Regions from separate parts of the Homo sapiens genome. Here region 1 is linked to region 2. The links are chromatin loops, found by intact Hi-C in ENCODE. Cell type or tissue: PC-9. All regions are shown on one strand. Each heading gives the region's core, and the rest is flanking DNA. Links, peaks and the distances in the headings are about the cores only.

Evidence for each region. Hi-C counts contacts between places; a loop is a spot of excess contacts. Peaks named below come from ENCODE experiments on the same cell type or tissue, not always from the same donor. Only the 100,000 strongest peaks of a DNase experiment are listed, where the experiment ranks them.
Region 1: it touches region 2 in a loop (23-fold over the local background); 2 of 110 quality-filtered maps call a loop at or near these places.

The regions. Positions count from the first base shown.
Region 1 is chr9:91,671,496-91,679,846 of GRCh38, reverse strand. No RefSeq gene overlaps it. Among named protein-coding and RNA genes, the nearest start is that of MIR3910-2, 39 kb to the right of the region's middle. In PC-9, for the core only: CTCF peaks have their summits at 3,370 and 3,574 (motif pointing right); a DNase peak (open chromatin) is centred at 3,636.
Region 2 is chr9:91,086,442-91,094,792 of GRCh38, reverse strand. The region is part of intron 5 of LINC02937 (long intergenic non-protein coding RNA 2937); the gene reads left to right. Among named protein-coding and RNA genes, the nearest start is that of LINC00484, 28 kb to the left of the region's middle. In PC-9, for the core only: a CTCF peak has its summit at 5,005; no DNase peak of the experiment used is centred there.

The DNA of each region.
Region 1 (8,351 bases), core at 296-8,295, 580 kb before region 2:
GTCTACAAAAAAAAAAAAAAAAAAAAAAAAAAAAGAAGAAAAGAAAAGAAAGTGCTCAGTCTGTGTGGGTGGATTAAAATTGGAGATGAGTTTCATAAGGTAGCCCGAAGGATCAATCGACCTCATTTCATTCTACTCCTATGCCTCAAGAGATCCTTCCTGCATGCTTATTAGGGTATGAGAAGAAATTACTTACTTATTAAAATTCAAGAGTGGGACAGTAAAAAGAGAGTAGAGTGTTTAAAACCTTTTATTCCTTTGCTTTTCTGGAAGCAAACAGAGACTTATAGGCTATTGTTTTGCTGTTTGTCAAATATTTTGTAGGTGTGAAATTAATAATGAGTCAGGCAACTGTGCGAGATGCTGAGGATACAGCAATCAAATGCAGGGACGGTATCTTCTGGAGCTTCCAGCCTCACAGGAGGACAGTCAATCAAACGAGCACAGAGAGGGGGAAATTTAGTGACACAGAGTGCCTTCCCTAGACAGAGGTTTTTTGAGGAACAACATCCTTATTGCACAAATATTGCAGTGGTGTTGACGGAGTCCCTCCCTTTCTTCTCTCAGCCCTACATTCTATTCAGGTGCGTGGAGAATCCTGGGAATCTGCACACAGGTGCTGGGCAACACCTGGACCAAGAAACTTTTTGGGGTCTAGGGAAGCACAGGAGGTAGACCAGTAGTCTGGAGTTAGAACCACGTTTCCTGAAAAGGAGCAGAAGTTATCTAGACAGAAAGTGGGAAGTGCCTGCTGCAGGACTGGGGCTGTCCCAGGCAAAGGTTCCTCCTCGGTGCAAGCAGGAAAGGCATTGGAAGACCTGAAAGAAAATGAGTATGTCTGGAATGCAGTACCCAGAAAGGGTAGCCTGGGGAAAGAGGCAGGGAGACTGAGAAGGCCTTGATGAGAACCAGAGCCAGGAGGTGGACATAATTTACCCTCAGCCAAGGGAAGAGTCATCAAAGGGGTTGAAGCACAAGAATGACACGGCCACACCTGTGTCAGGATGAATCAGGTGGGGTATGGAGAATATATTCTCTGTGAAAACATCCAGGAAAATGCCACTGTCATGTCTCAGGTCTGTCTTATCTTAGGTTACCCAAATGACTTGCTTTATATTTTTGCTTTGTCTTGTCTTTGTTTGTAACTTAAATCCATTAAAACAGTTGCAGCCGCTGCATCACTAGGTGGTATAACCACATGCAGTATCATGTCAGGGCCACAGTAACAGAGGCCCACAGGCCGAGTACCTTAAACAGCAGAAATCTAGTTTCTCACAGTCCTGGGGGCTGGAAGTCTGAGATCAAGCTATTGGCAGGGTTGGTTTCTTCTGGGGTCTCTCTCCTTGGGTTCTAGATGGCTGTCTTCTCCGTGTCTTCATATTGCAGTCCCTCTTTACCAATTTGTGTCCTAATTTCTTCTTATAAGGACATCAGTCATATGGGATTAGGGCCCACCCAAATGGCCTCATTGAAGCTTAATTACCTCTCTGCGGACCCTCCCTCCTCATACAGTCACAGTCTGGGGTATTGGAGATTAGGACTTCAACATATGAATTTTGGGGTGTTGTGGGGAGATGCAGTTTATCCCATAACACTCTACTTAAGTAAAATGCTTTTTCCAAAATGTTGCTGCAGAAGAATTTTGAAGCAAAGGAGCCAACAAATTTTCTCTTGAAACTCTGGGAGCTCAAGCAGTCCAATTTAATTAAATTCATTTACTACTAAGTAAATGCCTGTGCACACAATGTACTCCTCTAGAGAAAAGCCTATTGTCACTGCATCTATATAATTGAATCACAAAAGATGCCTCCCTTGCCTCCCCCCACGCCATCAAGTCCTTTCATCTGTTTCCAATAAGGGAAAAAAGAGAACTCTTCTGGGCATGTTTACATTTTATCTTTAAACAAAACTAAATGGAATTTGACATGGTAAAGCCAGGCCATGTTACATATCAATGTGAAATGAAACGTTTCTCGGGCCAGGTGTTGCCCAGCACCTGTGTGCAGGTTCCCAGGATTCTCCACGCACCTGAATAGAATGTGGGGCCCAGAGAGGAAAGGGAGGGACTCAGTCAGCACCACTGCAATATTTGTGCAAGAAGATGTTTCTTAAAAAACCTTTAGTGCCTTTTATTGACTTTAAAAGTCACAGTTTTCCTTAAATACTTCTTTTTCCCAATTTCACTGTAACTTACATCATATTCTCTTACATAAAAATTACTCTCCAGACTGAAATTCTTCATTCTGACATCTGTCCAAAAATGTTTCTTCTGCAACTTGCAGTCGTAACTACTTGTTTTAATACCACCACCTCCTTCTTCCTGCTGTCACGTTCTTGCAGAAAAGGCAAGTGAAAAGAAAACATTCCTCCTGGGATCCCAGGAAATGCAGTATAAATCTCTGTCGAGTGATTTGCCATATTTATGTAACCAGTAGAAAACAAACACAGACATGTACTACAATCAGGAAGCTCCAGTTTGCTCTATTTTTAAAAACCTTGGTCTGCTTTCTTCAGAAAGAGAGTCAGCTGAAGTCAGAGTTTATAGATTCCTTATCAGCAAGGCCATCCCCTACAATGATCAGCCTAAAGTCCTCCCATTCAAAAAGTTAGGGGACAAAAACTAGACCATATGCCCAAGTTAGCATAGTCCATATTTTCAGGAGTTCATAGCCCTATCCTATAGTGCAAAAGTGGGAATGACAGAATTTAGTGTTATAGCTAGAGTAGCGTGGTGTGACAGGAAAAAAAAAATCGCTGACAAAGAATGACATTTTGAAGCAGAACTTTATAATGAACTTGTTATGTACGAAGTGGAAGGCCTATGTCTTGAAATCTTCATTAAGTATCCAGGGCTGATGTTTCCCTGAGATTTTCAATCTCTCTGATATGAGACCAGAGATTATTTGCAATTTAGTTATTGAATATTCTAAATTACTGGGTCATAGAGTCACTTTACATTTACTGTAACCCCAATGGGAATTTTGAGAGAGATCAGCAATTTTATTCTAGACATTTTCTGGAAGAACAAAAAAAATAGCTAATATATAATGGTTTAGAAAAATAAAGAAAAATGGAGATTTCTTTTCCTTACCAGAAGCAAAACATACTCTAGAGACTTCTACTTCTGGGGAAATGAAGTAGATGCACATTTACTTAGTCCCACCAATAGGTATAACTAAAAACCCTGGAGATTGTATATAAGATAAACATCAGAATACTTCGATTGGCAGACAGAAGAAAGCAGACTGTTTAGGGGCTTTGGGACCCAAGGAAGACTTGGTGATGAGTTCTCTGGGCTTTCTTTTGCCTCTTATGTCTTAGACTGGATACTGGAGAAGCCAGCAGTCTGTAAACACCAATGTGCCCTGGACAAAAAAAGTTCCAAAAAAAGATCTGCTTCCCCTAGACAGAGGATCAGCAAAGGGGCAGCCTAGCAAGACAGAAAACTTTCAGACAATAACTACTGCATTCAAACCAAATGACACAGAAAAAACTATGGCAGGACTCCAGCACTTACATGTGGCTGAGTGGGGACCCTTGATTTTCACTCCTGACAGGCCAACAGGGAGCCCCAGCTCCCCGCTGGGTGGCAGCAAGCCACCTTGTGTCTGGTGGCATCAGTGGATATCACATGGGGAGCCTGTGCTTCCAACCTGACTCACATATAACAAGGTTCCTCCTTCTTTCAAAGGTGGTGTCCCAAGAGGCTTAGTAGAAAGTCAAGACCTTCTCTATCCATCAGTAGGAGAAAGGCCCCACCCCCAGCTGCCTGAAAGAATGGCTAAATTCCAAGTTCAGAAACACCTGAAGCCTAAAGAATATGCTCCCAAATAATCCATAGGTCAAAGAGAGAGTCTCAAGAGAAATAAAAAAATACTGACCTAAATGAAAAGGAAAACACATCTTATCAAAATGTGTGGGACACAGCTAAAATAATGCTGAGAGAGAAATTTATAGCAATAAATGTTTACATAAGAAAAAAGTAAAATTCTCAGCCAGGCGCGGTGGCTCACGCCTGTAATCCCAGCACTTTGGGAGGCTGAGGCAGGGGGATCACAATGTCAGGAGGTTGAGACAAGTCTGGCCAATACGGTGAAACCCCGTCTCTACTAAAAATACAAAAATTAGCCAGGCATGTTGGCATGAGCCTGTAATCCCAGCTACTTGGGAGGCTGAGGCAGGAGAATTACTAGAATCCAGGAGGTGGGGGTTGCAGTGAGCCGAGATCATGCCACTGCACTCCAGCCTGGGTGACAGAGCGAGACTCTGTCTCGGAAAAAAAAAAAAAAAAAGAAAAAAGTAAAATTCTCAAATGAGTAATTTAAGCTCTCACTACAAGAAACTAGAGAAAGAAGAGCAAAATAAATCTATAGCAAGCAGAAGGAAAAAAATAATAAAAGATAAGAGCAGGAATCAGTGAAATCATGAGCAGAAAAACAGTAGAGAAAACCAATGAAACAAAAAGTCTGGTTCTCAGGAAAGATCAATAGAATTGACAAATCTCTAGTAAGACTAATAAAAAAGAGAGAAGACTCAAAAGTTGATATCAGAAATGAAACAGAAGATATGATGATAGATCCTGTAAACATCAGAAGGACAATAAATGAATACTATGAACAACTGTACATACATAAATTTGACAACTTAGGTGAAATGAACCAATTTCTCAAAAAGTACACTGCCACAATTAACCTAACATGAAATAGATAATTTAAATATCCGTTTGAAATTAAGACAGTTGAATTTGTAATTTAAAACTCCTCCAAAAGTAATCTCTAGGCCCAGATGATTTCACTGGAGAATTTTACCAACTGTTTAAAAAAGAATTATCACCAATTCTACAAAAATCTTCAAGAAAATAAAAAGGAAGGAAATACGTTCAACTCATTTTATGAAGCCAGTATTACCCTAATACCAAAATCAGACAAAGACAGTAAACAAACAAACAAACAAACATAGACCAATATCCTCATGAAGATGCAAAAATTCTTAACAAAAAATTAGCAAATACAATTCACTGCTGTATAAGAATAATTATATACCATATTCAAGGTATGCAAGGCTGGTTCAATATTTTAAAAATCAATCAATGTAATCCACTATATTTATAGGCTAAAGAAGAAAAATCACACGATCATATCAATTCATGAAGAAAAGCATTTGAATAGTTTAACACTTGTTTATGATACAAAATTCTCAGAAAACTAAGAGTAGAGGGGAACTTCAACTTGATAGAGAATATGTACAAAAAACTGTACAGCTAAAATCATACATAATGGAGAAAATTGGAATGGTTTTCTACTATGACTGGGAACAAGGCAAGAATATCCACACTGTCATTGCTCTATTCAGCAAAGTGCTGGAAGTTCTAGGCACTGTAAGAAGCAAGAAAAGGAAACACAAGTCACGTAGACACTAAAGAAAGATATAAAACTGCTTCTACTTGCAGATGACATGATGATCTATGTAGAAAGTCCCAAGGAAAATACAAAACCAAAAAACCCAAACTCTTGGAACTAATAAATGAGTTTAACAACTCATTTATAAGCAGGATATAAGGGCAACTGTAAAAAAAAGTCAGTTTTATTTCTATATGTTAGCAAGGAACATGTGTAAAACAAAATTTAAAATACAATGCCAGTTACAATCACTCAGAGAATAATGAAATACTTGGGCATAAATTGAAGAAAACATGTATGGGACATGTATGCTAAAAACTACAAAGTACTGGTTGAAAATCTAAATTAATGGAGACCGAATTTGGGTTCATGGATTGGAAGACTCAACATAGTGAGAATGTCTATTCTTTCCAAATTAGCAGACAGGGTTAGCACCATTCCTATCAAATCCTAGGAAGATTTTTTAAATAGATATAGACAAGACCATTCTAAAAATCTATATGAAAAACAAAGGAACTAGAATAACTAAAATAATTCGGGAATAAAAGAAAAAAGTGGAAGCAATCACTTTACCCAATTTCAAGACTTACTATGTGGTTACAATAATTGGTACTGTGGTGCTGGCAGAGGGATAGACATATAGGTCACCGGAACAGAATAGTGGACTCGCAGGTAGTTTCACAAGTACGGCCAATTGATTTTTGACAGAGTTGCAAAAATAATTTGATGGAGAAAGGATAGGCTTTTCAACAGATACTGCTGGAGCCATTGGATATCCACAGACAAGAATGGAATGGAATAGAATAGAATAGAATAGAATAGAATAGAATAGAATAGAATAGAAGTAGAATAGACATAAACCTCACACCTAATGCAGAGGTTTACTCAAAATGGATCATAGATTTAAAAATAAACCATAAAGCTTTTAGAAAAAAAAAAAGGAAGAAAATATTTGGGTCCTAGGGCTTGGTAAAGAGTTTTCAGTCATGCCATCAAAACACATTCCATATAACCAGCTTAGCGAGGAACCTAAATGAGCTGAAAATCACAGCACGAGAACTTCATGAAGCACACACAAGTATCAATAGCTGAATCAACCAAGTGGAAGAAAGAATATCAGAGTTTGAAGACCATCTTGCTGAAATAAGGCAGGCAGACAAGATTAGAGAAAAAGGAATGAAAAGGAATGAATGAAACCTCCGAGAATTATGGGACAATGTAAAAAGACTGAAGCTATTATTAATCGGAATACCTGAAAAAGAAACAGGGAGAATGGAACCAAGTTGGAAAACACACTTCAGGATATTACCCAGGAGAACCTCCCAACCTAGCAAGATAGGCCAACATTGAAATTCAGGAAATACAGAGAACATCATTAAGATACTCCACGAGAAGATCAACCCCAAGACACATAATTGTCAGATTCTCCAAAGTCAAAATCAAGGAAAAAATCTTAAGGGCAGCCAGAAAGAAAGGCAGGCCACCTACAAAGGGAAGCCCATCAGATTAACAGTGGATCGCTCAATAGAAACCCTACAAGCCAGAAGAGAGTGGGGGCCAATATTCAACATTCTGAAAGAAAAAAATTTTCAACCTAGAACTTCATATCCAACCAAACTAAGCTTCATAAGCGAAGGAGAAATAAAATCATTTTCAGAAAAGCAAATGCTGAGGGATTTCATCACCCCAGGCCTGCCTTGCAAGAGCTCCTGAAGGAAGCACTAAATATGGAAAGGTAAAACCAGTACCAGCCACTGCAAAAACACCAAAATATAAAGACCAATGACACTATGAAGAAACTGCACCAACTAGTGGGCAAAATAACCAGCTAGCATCATGACGACAGGATCAAACTCACACGTAACAATACTAACCTTAAATGTAAATAGGCTAAAAGCCCCAATTAAAAGACACAGACTGGCAAATTGGATACAGTCAAGACCCACTGGTGTGCTGTATTCAGGAGACACATCTCACATGCAAAGACACACATAGGCTCAAAATAAAGAGATGGAGGAAAATTTACCAAGCAAATGGAAAGCAAAAAAATAAAAAGAAAGAAAAAAAAAGGCAGGGGTTGCAATTTTAGTCTCTGACAAAACAGACTTTAAACCAACAAAGATCAAAAAAGACAAAGAAGGGTATTGCATAATGGTAAAGGGATCAATTCAACAAGAAGAGCTAACTATGCTAAATATATATGCACCCACTACAGGAGCACCCAGATTCATAAAACAAGTTCTCAGAGACCTACAAAGAGACTTAGACTCCCACACAATAATAGTGGGAAACTTTAACACCCACTGTCAATATCAGACAGACCAACGAGACAGAAAATTAATAAGGATATTCAGAACTTGAACTCAGCTCTGGATCAAGTTGGACCTAATAGACGTCTACAGAACTCTCCACCCCAAATCAACAGAATATACATTCTTCTCAGTGCCACATGTCACTTACTCTAAAATTGACCACATAATTGGAAGTAAAACACTCCTCAGCAAATGTAAAATAACTGAAATCATAACAAACAGTCTCTCAGATCACAGTGCAATCAAATTGGAACTCAGGATTAAGAAACTCACTCATAACCACACAACTACCTGGAAATTGAACAACCTGCTCCTGAATGACTCCTGGTAAATAAAGAAATTAAGGCAGAAATCAAGAAGTTCTTTGAAACCAATGAGAACAAAGAGAAAATGTATCAGAATCTCTGGGACACAGCTAAAGCAGTGTTAAGAGGGAAATTTATAGCACAGAATCCCCATGTCAGAGAGCTAGAAAGATCTCAAATCGATGCCCTAACATCACAATTAAAAGAACTAGAGAAGCAAGAGAAAACACATTCAAAAGCTAGCAGAAGACAAGAAATAACTAAGATCAGAGCAGAACTGAAGGAGATTAGAGACATGAAAAAGCCTTCAAAAAATGTATGAATCCAGGAGCTGG
Region 2 (8,351 bases), core at 51-8,050:
CAGGTGATTATTTATTGCTCATTAATGTTCTTTTCTTTCTGATTGAAGTACTCCCTGTAGCATTTCTTGTAGGACAGGTCTGGTGTTGATGAAATCCCTCAGCTTTTGTTTGTCTAGTAATGTCTTTATTTTTCCTTCATGTTTGAAGGATACTTTTTGCTGGATATACTATTATAGGGTAAAAGTTTTTTCCTTCTGCACTTTAAATAATGTCATGGCACTATCTCCTGGCCTGTAAGCTTTCCACTGAAAAGTCTGCTGCCAGGCCTATTGGAGCTCCATTGTATGTTATTTGTTTCTTTCCTCTTGCTGCTTTTAGGGTCCTTTCTTTATCCTTGAATTTTGGGAGTTTGATTATTAAATGCCTTGAGATAGTCTTCTTTGAAATCTGCTTGGTGTTAAATCTGCTTGGTGTTGTTCTACAGCCTTCTTGTACTTGGATATCGATATCTTTCTCTAGATTTGGGAAGTTCTCAGTTATTATCACTTTGAATAAACTTTCTATCCGTATCTCTTTCTCTCTCCTCTGCAAGGCCAATAACCTTAGATTTTCCCTTTTCAGGCTGTTTTCTGGATCCTGTAGGTGCGCTTCATTGTTTGTTATTCTGTTTTTGTTTTGTCTCCTCTGACTGTGTATTTTCAAATGGCCTGTCTTCAAGCTCTCTAGTTCTTTCTTCTGTTTGATCAGTTCTGCTATTAAAGGACTCTGAAGCATTCTTCAGTATGCCAGTTGCATTTTTCAGCTCCCAAATTTCTGTTTGATTCTTTTTAATTGTTTCAATCTCTTTGTTAAATTTATCTGATAGGATTCTGAATTCCTCCTCTGTTATCTTGAATTTCTTTGAGTTTTCCTCAACACAGCTATTTTGAATTCTCTGTCTGAAATATCACATATCTCTGTTTCTCCGGGATTGGTCCTTGGTGCTTTATTTAGTTCATTTAGCGAGGGCATGTTTTCCCGGATAGTGTTGATGCTAGCAGAGGTTCTTCAGTGTCTGGGCATTGAAGAGTTAGGTATTTATTGTAATCTTCACTGTCTGGGTTTATTTGTAGCTGTCCTTCTTGGGAAGGCTTTCCAGATACTTGAAAGGACTTGGGTATTGTGATCTAAGCTGTATCTGTTTTGGCGGATGCTCCAAGCCCAGTAGCACTGTGGTTCTTCCAAACCTGTAGAGGTACTGCCTTTATGGTTTTGGACAATATCCAGGATAATTCTCTGGATTACCAGGTAATCCTTCCCTTAATTTCTTCCAAACACACCATTTCTCTCTGTGTTGGGAGCCACCTGAAGCTGGGGCAGGGAATGACACAAGCATCTCTGTGGCCACCACTACTATGACTGTGCTGGGTCAGATCTGAGGCCAGGAAAGCACTGAGTCTCTCCCAAAGCCTGCTGTAACCACTCCCTGGCTACTGCCTATGTTCGCTCAAGGCCCTGTAGCTCTAAAATCAGCAGGTGGCAAAGCCAGCTAGGCATGTGTCCTTCCCTGTAGGGCAGCGAGGTCCCTCAGGCCCTGAGTGGGTCCAGAGGTGCTGTCTGGGAGTCAGGAAGTAGAGTCAAAAATCTTAGAAGTCTATCTAGTGTTCTGTTGTATTGCGGCCGATCTGGCACTCAAACCACCAGATGCAATCCTTCCCACTCCTCCCTCTTGTATTAGTCTGTTCTCCCACTGCTAATAAAGACATATCTGAGACTGGGTAATTGTTAAAGGAAAGAGTTTTAATGGACTCACAGTTCCACATGGCTGGGTAGGCCTCACAATCATGGTGGAAGGCAAAGGAGAAAAAAATATGTCTTATGTGGTGGGAGGCAAGAGAGCATGTGCAGAGGAATGGCCTTTTTATAAAACCATCAGATCTCATGAGACTTATTCACTATCACCAGCACAGCATGGGAAAAGACCTGCCCCCATGATTCAATGATCTCCCACCGGGTCCCTCCCACGACATGTGGGAATTATGGGAGCTACAATTCAAGATGAGATTTGAATAGGGACACAGCCAAACCATATCACCTCCCCTTTACAAAGTCAGAGGAGCTGTAGCTTGCTTAATGTTCCACAGAGCTGCCAATGACTGGCCAGATAGCTAGGGAGCCCCTCGCCCTACAGCCCCTGCCACTCCAGGCCACAAGAAATACTGCCAGATTGTCTCCAATGTTCCCTTAAGGTCCAAGGGCTCTTAAGTCAGCTTGTGGTGAATGTTGCCTGGCCTGGGACTCACCTTTTAGGGCAGTGGGCTCCCTTCTGGCCCAGGGCAGGTCCAGAAATGCCATCTAAGAGTCAAGGCCTGGAATCAAGGACTCTAAGAGCCTAATTGGTGCTCTACACCCCTGTGGCTGTGCGGTTACCTAAGGTGCAAGAAAGACAAAGTCCCCTTTACTTTTTCTTCTGCTTTTTTCAAGCAGGAGTTTTGCCCTGTAGCCACCACAGTTGGTAATGTGCTGAGTCTCACCTGAAGCCAGCAAATATCAGAGGCTCACCAAGGTGCTCAATGTAGTGCCTGGGTATTATTGCTGGTTATTCAGGGCCCAGGGTCTCTTCAGTTAGCAAGTGATGAATGCTGCCAGGACTTTTTTTTTTCTTCTTCTTCAAGGCAGTGGGCTCCCTTCTGGCCCAGGGTGTGTCTAGAAATGTCGTCTGGGAGCTAGGGCCCGGAACAGGGGCCTCACAACTCTGACTGGTGCCCTATCTTGATGTGGCTGGGATGGTATCCAAGATGCAAGGCAAAGTCCCCCCTACTTTCCCTCTCCTCTCCTCAAGTGGAAGGAAGGGGTCTCTTTTGGAGCCATGAGCTGTGTATCCCGGGGCTAAGGGTTGGGTGATGCTAGTACTCCCTTGGCTGCCCCAGCTGGTATCTCAGTATGTCTCGTCCCCAACATCCCTGTCCACTGTCCCTGGGTCTAGTTCAACACTAGGACCCACCTAAGAGTTGCAGTCCTTATGTCCTAGACTTCCTTTCAAATTTACTTGGAGACACAGAGCACTGTAGCCCTTGGTGGCAGTGGCGAGGTTTGCAGGCACTTAAGTTGGTACCATTCCCCTCTGGCTAGGGCTGGTTTAAACACTCCCTCAATGGGTGGGCATCAGCTGAGTTTGATTGGGTTTTCCTTTCTCCTCTAACAGGATTGCACTGCGTTCAATGTCTCACAATTGCTGTGTTCTCTCTCCCACGGCATCTAGAGACACTCTCTGCACCAGGCCACTGCTGCCCAGAGTAAGGGAGGGGTGGTGTCTGTGATCCAGGACTGTTTCTCTCTTTTTTTTTTCTTTTGAGATGGAATCTCAAGCGATTCTCCTGCCTCAGCCTGCCGAGTAGCTGGGACTACAGGCACGTGCCACCATGCCTGGCCAATTTTTGTATTTTTAGCAGAGATGGAGTTTCATCATTTGGCCAGGCTGGTCTCGAACTCCTGACCTCGTGATCTGCCCACCTCGGCCTCCCAAAGTGCTGGGATTACAGATGTGAGCCACTGCTCCTGGCCTTTTGTTTTGTTTTGTTTTGTTTTTGAGACGAAGTCTCACTCTGTCATCCAGGCTGGAGTGCAGTGGCATGATCTCAGCTCACTGCAACCTTTGCCTCCTGGGCTCAAGTGATTCTCATGCCTCGTCAGGCTCCGGAGCAACTAAAATTACAGGTGTTTGCCACCATGCCCGACTACTTTTTGTATTTTTAGTAGAGATGGGGTTTCGCCATGTTGGCCAGGGTGGTCTCGAACTCCTGACCTCAAGTGTTCTGTCTGCCTCAGCCTCCTAAAGTGCTGGGATTACAGGAGTGAGCCACCGTGACTGGCCCCTCATGGTGAGTTTTGGAACAGTAACCTCAGGATTCACCTGTCTACCTGTGTGCATGGAGGAAGGTGTGTTCAGGGCCAGCCGGCATGGCAGGGCATGTGTTTTTTGACCTCACCTCCTCTCCAGGTGGGAACTGCGGTGTGGTTGGTGTCACTGCTGTGCTGCCTTTTCTGTGTTCGCATGAAAGAGAAGGAAGGAGGAAGAGACAGGAGGTGGCTTACCTGGGCATTCTGCTCAGGGGATGGGGTCACCAGGACTTTTTCAGCAGAACTTCCTCCACCAGTTCCTCTCTCAGTGACAATCCTCACCCTACATGGGGTTTCTGATCTGGGTAGTAAGCCTGCACTCTGCAGCTGCCCAGAGGTCCATCTAAGAACATGCACCTTGTGATCAGCTTCTTGAAGGCCCCAGTGGGGCTTCTAAGTGGCCACCACCTTCTCGATACCCATCAGCTTTCAGTGCCACCCTGTAACTTGCTTGATGTTCTGCAGAGCTGCCAATGACTGGCCAGACAGCTAGGGAGCCCTGCAGAGTACCATGACCCAGGTCACCAGGTCACCCCTCTGTCCTGGCTGATCATCCTTGTGATGGTCATCTAACCTGGCAATAGGTTATATGACCTGGCAACAGGGGTTATAGAAAAAATGCTCCCCACTCAGTTGATGGCATGTTTTATACCCAGTGATGCCTGTGTTTACAAGAGCAGAGTTGATGAATAAGCCTGTGCTGACCTCCATGGGGAGACGGCCGGTTTTTGAGGCTCAGGACACCTTCTATTTGTTGTGGACACCTGGCCCCGCGTGCCTCCCTGCTCTGCATTTTGTAGTAGCAGCCCAGTGTCGGCTGAGACATTAGCCCTTAAAGCATGCCCTCTTTTGGGAAATGAACTGCTAGTTGGCTTGAAGGTAGGAGGCTGGAGCAGCTGCTGATTTAAATGTCATCAAAGTCTCAGGACACTCATGTAGCAGGCTAACATTTATGTAGGAGTAACAACCGGATGGATATAGTCAGGGCAATATCTTCAGGAGGGAATGTGCAGTTTTCTTCTGGTTAAGCTCTAGAATTACTGCCACTTTATTTGTTTAGGAAGCATCAGAAAAAGGGCGACTGAAACATCGTTGGTCATCCTGTGGAGTGAGAGCTTGATGCCACTGCCTGCTGAAGTGCACCCTCTCTTGGCGAAGGCACACTCTGAAGCCAAATGCACTCTCATCTCTTTGAAGAGTCCCCTTCTCTTCTTACTAAATGTGAGCTTGGGAGGACCTCTCCCTCCTGCAGAGTGCTGGAGACAGGTTTCCCAGAAGAGCCATCTTCTTCAGCAACATTTTCTTTTCCTGTGTAATCAGAGCCCTGCAGGAGCTTAATGCAAAGGAGAGAGAATTACACTTTACAGCAGTAGTTCATGCATGGTTTCTGTAGCTGGGGGCTGTGCAGGCCGTTTGCTCCCAAGCTGTAGTATTCTGGGGAAAGGTGTCAAAGTGAGGCTCGTGGGCTTGTGCTGTCAAGGGGCTAAATTGATCAAATCCCTCCAAATACTGATACATTGAAGAGGAGAAATCTTGCCTCTCTGCAAAGCTGGCCCCAAATGTCACTGTCCATTGCTGTGACAGGGGACCTGGTAGATGCAGGGCATCCACTTAGAGGAAGGTGGCACCCCTGAGGTCCTTCAGGGGGACATTTGAATAGGGTGGTCCTGAACTTTGGCAAAAGGACTTAGGTGTGAGCTGAAGTGTGCTGCTGGGAGGACTGTCCTTGCATCTGCAAAGGCCTGTCTACTCTCAGTCGCTGCCTAGCCCTGTCTGCCTCCTGCAACAGCAGGAAGATGCCATGAAAGAGGCATGGTGCCTTCATTCACCCACCTGAGTGAGCTGGGTCTCCCAAGAGTCTCCTCTGTAGGCACATGACTACTTTGAGAGGGCAAAGGGAATTGTCCTGGCTTTAGGGGGATTCAGGACTGAGGGAGGATGATCAGAGAGAGCGATGAAGACATATGGCTTCTCTTGAGGCAGAGCTCATGGGCTGAGAGCTTCAGTAAGAAGAGCAAGAGGCCCTGTAAAGAGATGAGATTACATCACAAAAGGACATGATGAGAACGAACGCATGAATTCTGATTTCCAAGACATTGGCAGATAAATAAAAAAGAGAATCACCTTTATTGAAACTAGAATTTCTGGTTTGAAAGATGGAACAGTACAAGCCTCTCATAAAACAGAGCCAAGACAGCAAGTCAGTGGGAAATTCTGAGCAAGAAGATGAGAGATGCCAGGACCAGAATGCCAGACAAAGATATCAGGAATCTGGTATGGAGAAGGGAACAGATGGACAAGCAATAATTAAGGCACCAGCACAAGAAGACCACCCCGTGGGGGAGAAAGACTTGACTTCTCACTCTGAGAAGTCTCACTGAGACTAGAAGACTCAACATGAAAAAATGTTGATTGTCCCCAAACTGATCTATAGATTGAATTGTAATTCCAATCAAAATGCTGATAGGATTGTTTGTAGATATGAACAAGCTTCTTCTAAAACGTATGTGGAAAAACAAAGGAACCAGAATAGCTAAAACTGTTTTGAAAACAAATAAAGATGGAGGAATCACACTACTCAATTTTAAGATATTATTTAGCCCTAATAATTAAGACAGTGGAACATTGGAAAAGGGGCAGACATACCAATGGAACAGAAGTCAGAAAGTCCAGAAGACCCACAAATAAGATTGATTGACTTTTTACCTACCTCATGTCAGGCTTAGTTTGCAAAATGTCCCAATAGGGATTCAGGGCTTCTATTGTCACCAACTGGAGAGGAAAGCAGCTTAAAATCTTAGACATGCATGTCCAACATGTATTATATGGTAAGAAAACTAAAAACTGTATGATACCCCTAAATAGAAGAAATATTAAAAATACGGATATTGGACCTTCAAACAAACAAATGGATCATGGGAATTCAGTATTTCTCTCTCTCTCTCTCTCTCTCTCTCTCTCACACACACACACACACACACACACACACACACACACATTTATATGTTACATATTTTACCAATCAAGACCCAATACATGGCTGAACATGTTAGCTGGCACCTATAATCCCAGTGTTTTAGGAGGCTGAAGTGGGAGGATTGCTTGAGCCCAGGAGTTCAAGACTGGCCTGGGCAACATAGTAAGATCTTGTCTCTACTAAAACAAAACAGAACAAAACAAAACAAAACAAAACAACTGATAACACGGAGATACTATGCTAGTCCATATTTATGAGTAGCAATTTCAGTAACCTCTGTAAGTAAACAAGAATGGCCCAAATGATGCCTATTAATATTGAAGATAAAACCTGTCAGTTCCATGGCATTGCAGCCAGTCTCCAAGATGGCACCAGATCATTACAACTTCCTGGTATTCACTCCCTTGTGAAGTGTTCTCCCACACTGCAGCATGCCTGGACTGTGTATGTAACAGAGTGTGGCAATTATAAAAGGCATTACAGTTTCCAGCCTGGTCTCTCTCCTGGGTCACTTGCTCTTGTCAAAGCCACTGCCATGTTGTGAGGACACTCAAGCTGCCCTGTGCAGAGGTTCTCATGGTGAGGAGCTGAGGCCTCTTGCCAACAGCCAGCATCAACTGGTTAGCTATGACACTGTTTCATCTTGGAAGCAGATTGTTCACTTCCAGTCAAGCTTTCAGATAACTGCAGCCTGACTAACTCAACTCTCTTTTTCTCTCTTAAACAAGTTTACTGAGATATAATTTACTTATCATTAAATTCACTGATTTCAAATGCATAATTTTACACTTCCAGTACATTTACAGAGTTGCACAACTATCACCACTATCTAATTTTAGAATATTTTCATCATGCCCTAAAGAAACTCCCTACTCATTGCAGTCATTCTCTCTCCCTACCTTCCTTATCAGGCAAGGCAGAATTGTCTTTTCTGAAAACTTAATATGAGTGGAATCATACAGTCTGTATGCATTTGAGAAAGGAAAAAATAAACCAAAGTGTTTTTCCTACTCTCATACATTCAATACAACACAGAACTCTTCTAAGGCCAGAGGTATGGTAGGTTTTTCCTCACAGAGCTAGCAATTCTCCTGCAGACACAGCTGGGCATCCTATAATTCAATTCTGATATGAACTGCCTGGAGATAGCATCAGATCCCACAGATCTGGTGGCTCAGACCCACAAGACTGCCCCTCTTCAGACACCAATCACAGGTAGTAGGTTGTCACCTATATATATGGCTGATTGGCTATAAATTGGAGTTCCCATGACCCTCTCTTTGGGTTTGATTAATTGGTGAGGATGAGTCACAGAAACACTAACTTGTGTTTACTCATTTATTATAAAGAATTTACTCATTTATTATAAAGAATATTACAAAGAATATATATGAACGGCTAGATAAAGAGATGCACAGGTATATTAGTTAGGGTTCTCTAGAGGGACAGAACTAATGGAATATATATATAATGGAATATATATATATATATATATATGAGTTTATTAAGTATAGGCCATCTGCAGGCTGAGGAGCAAGGAGAGCCAGTCTGAGT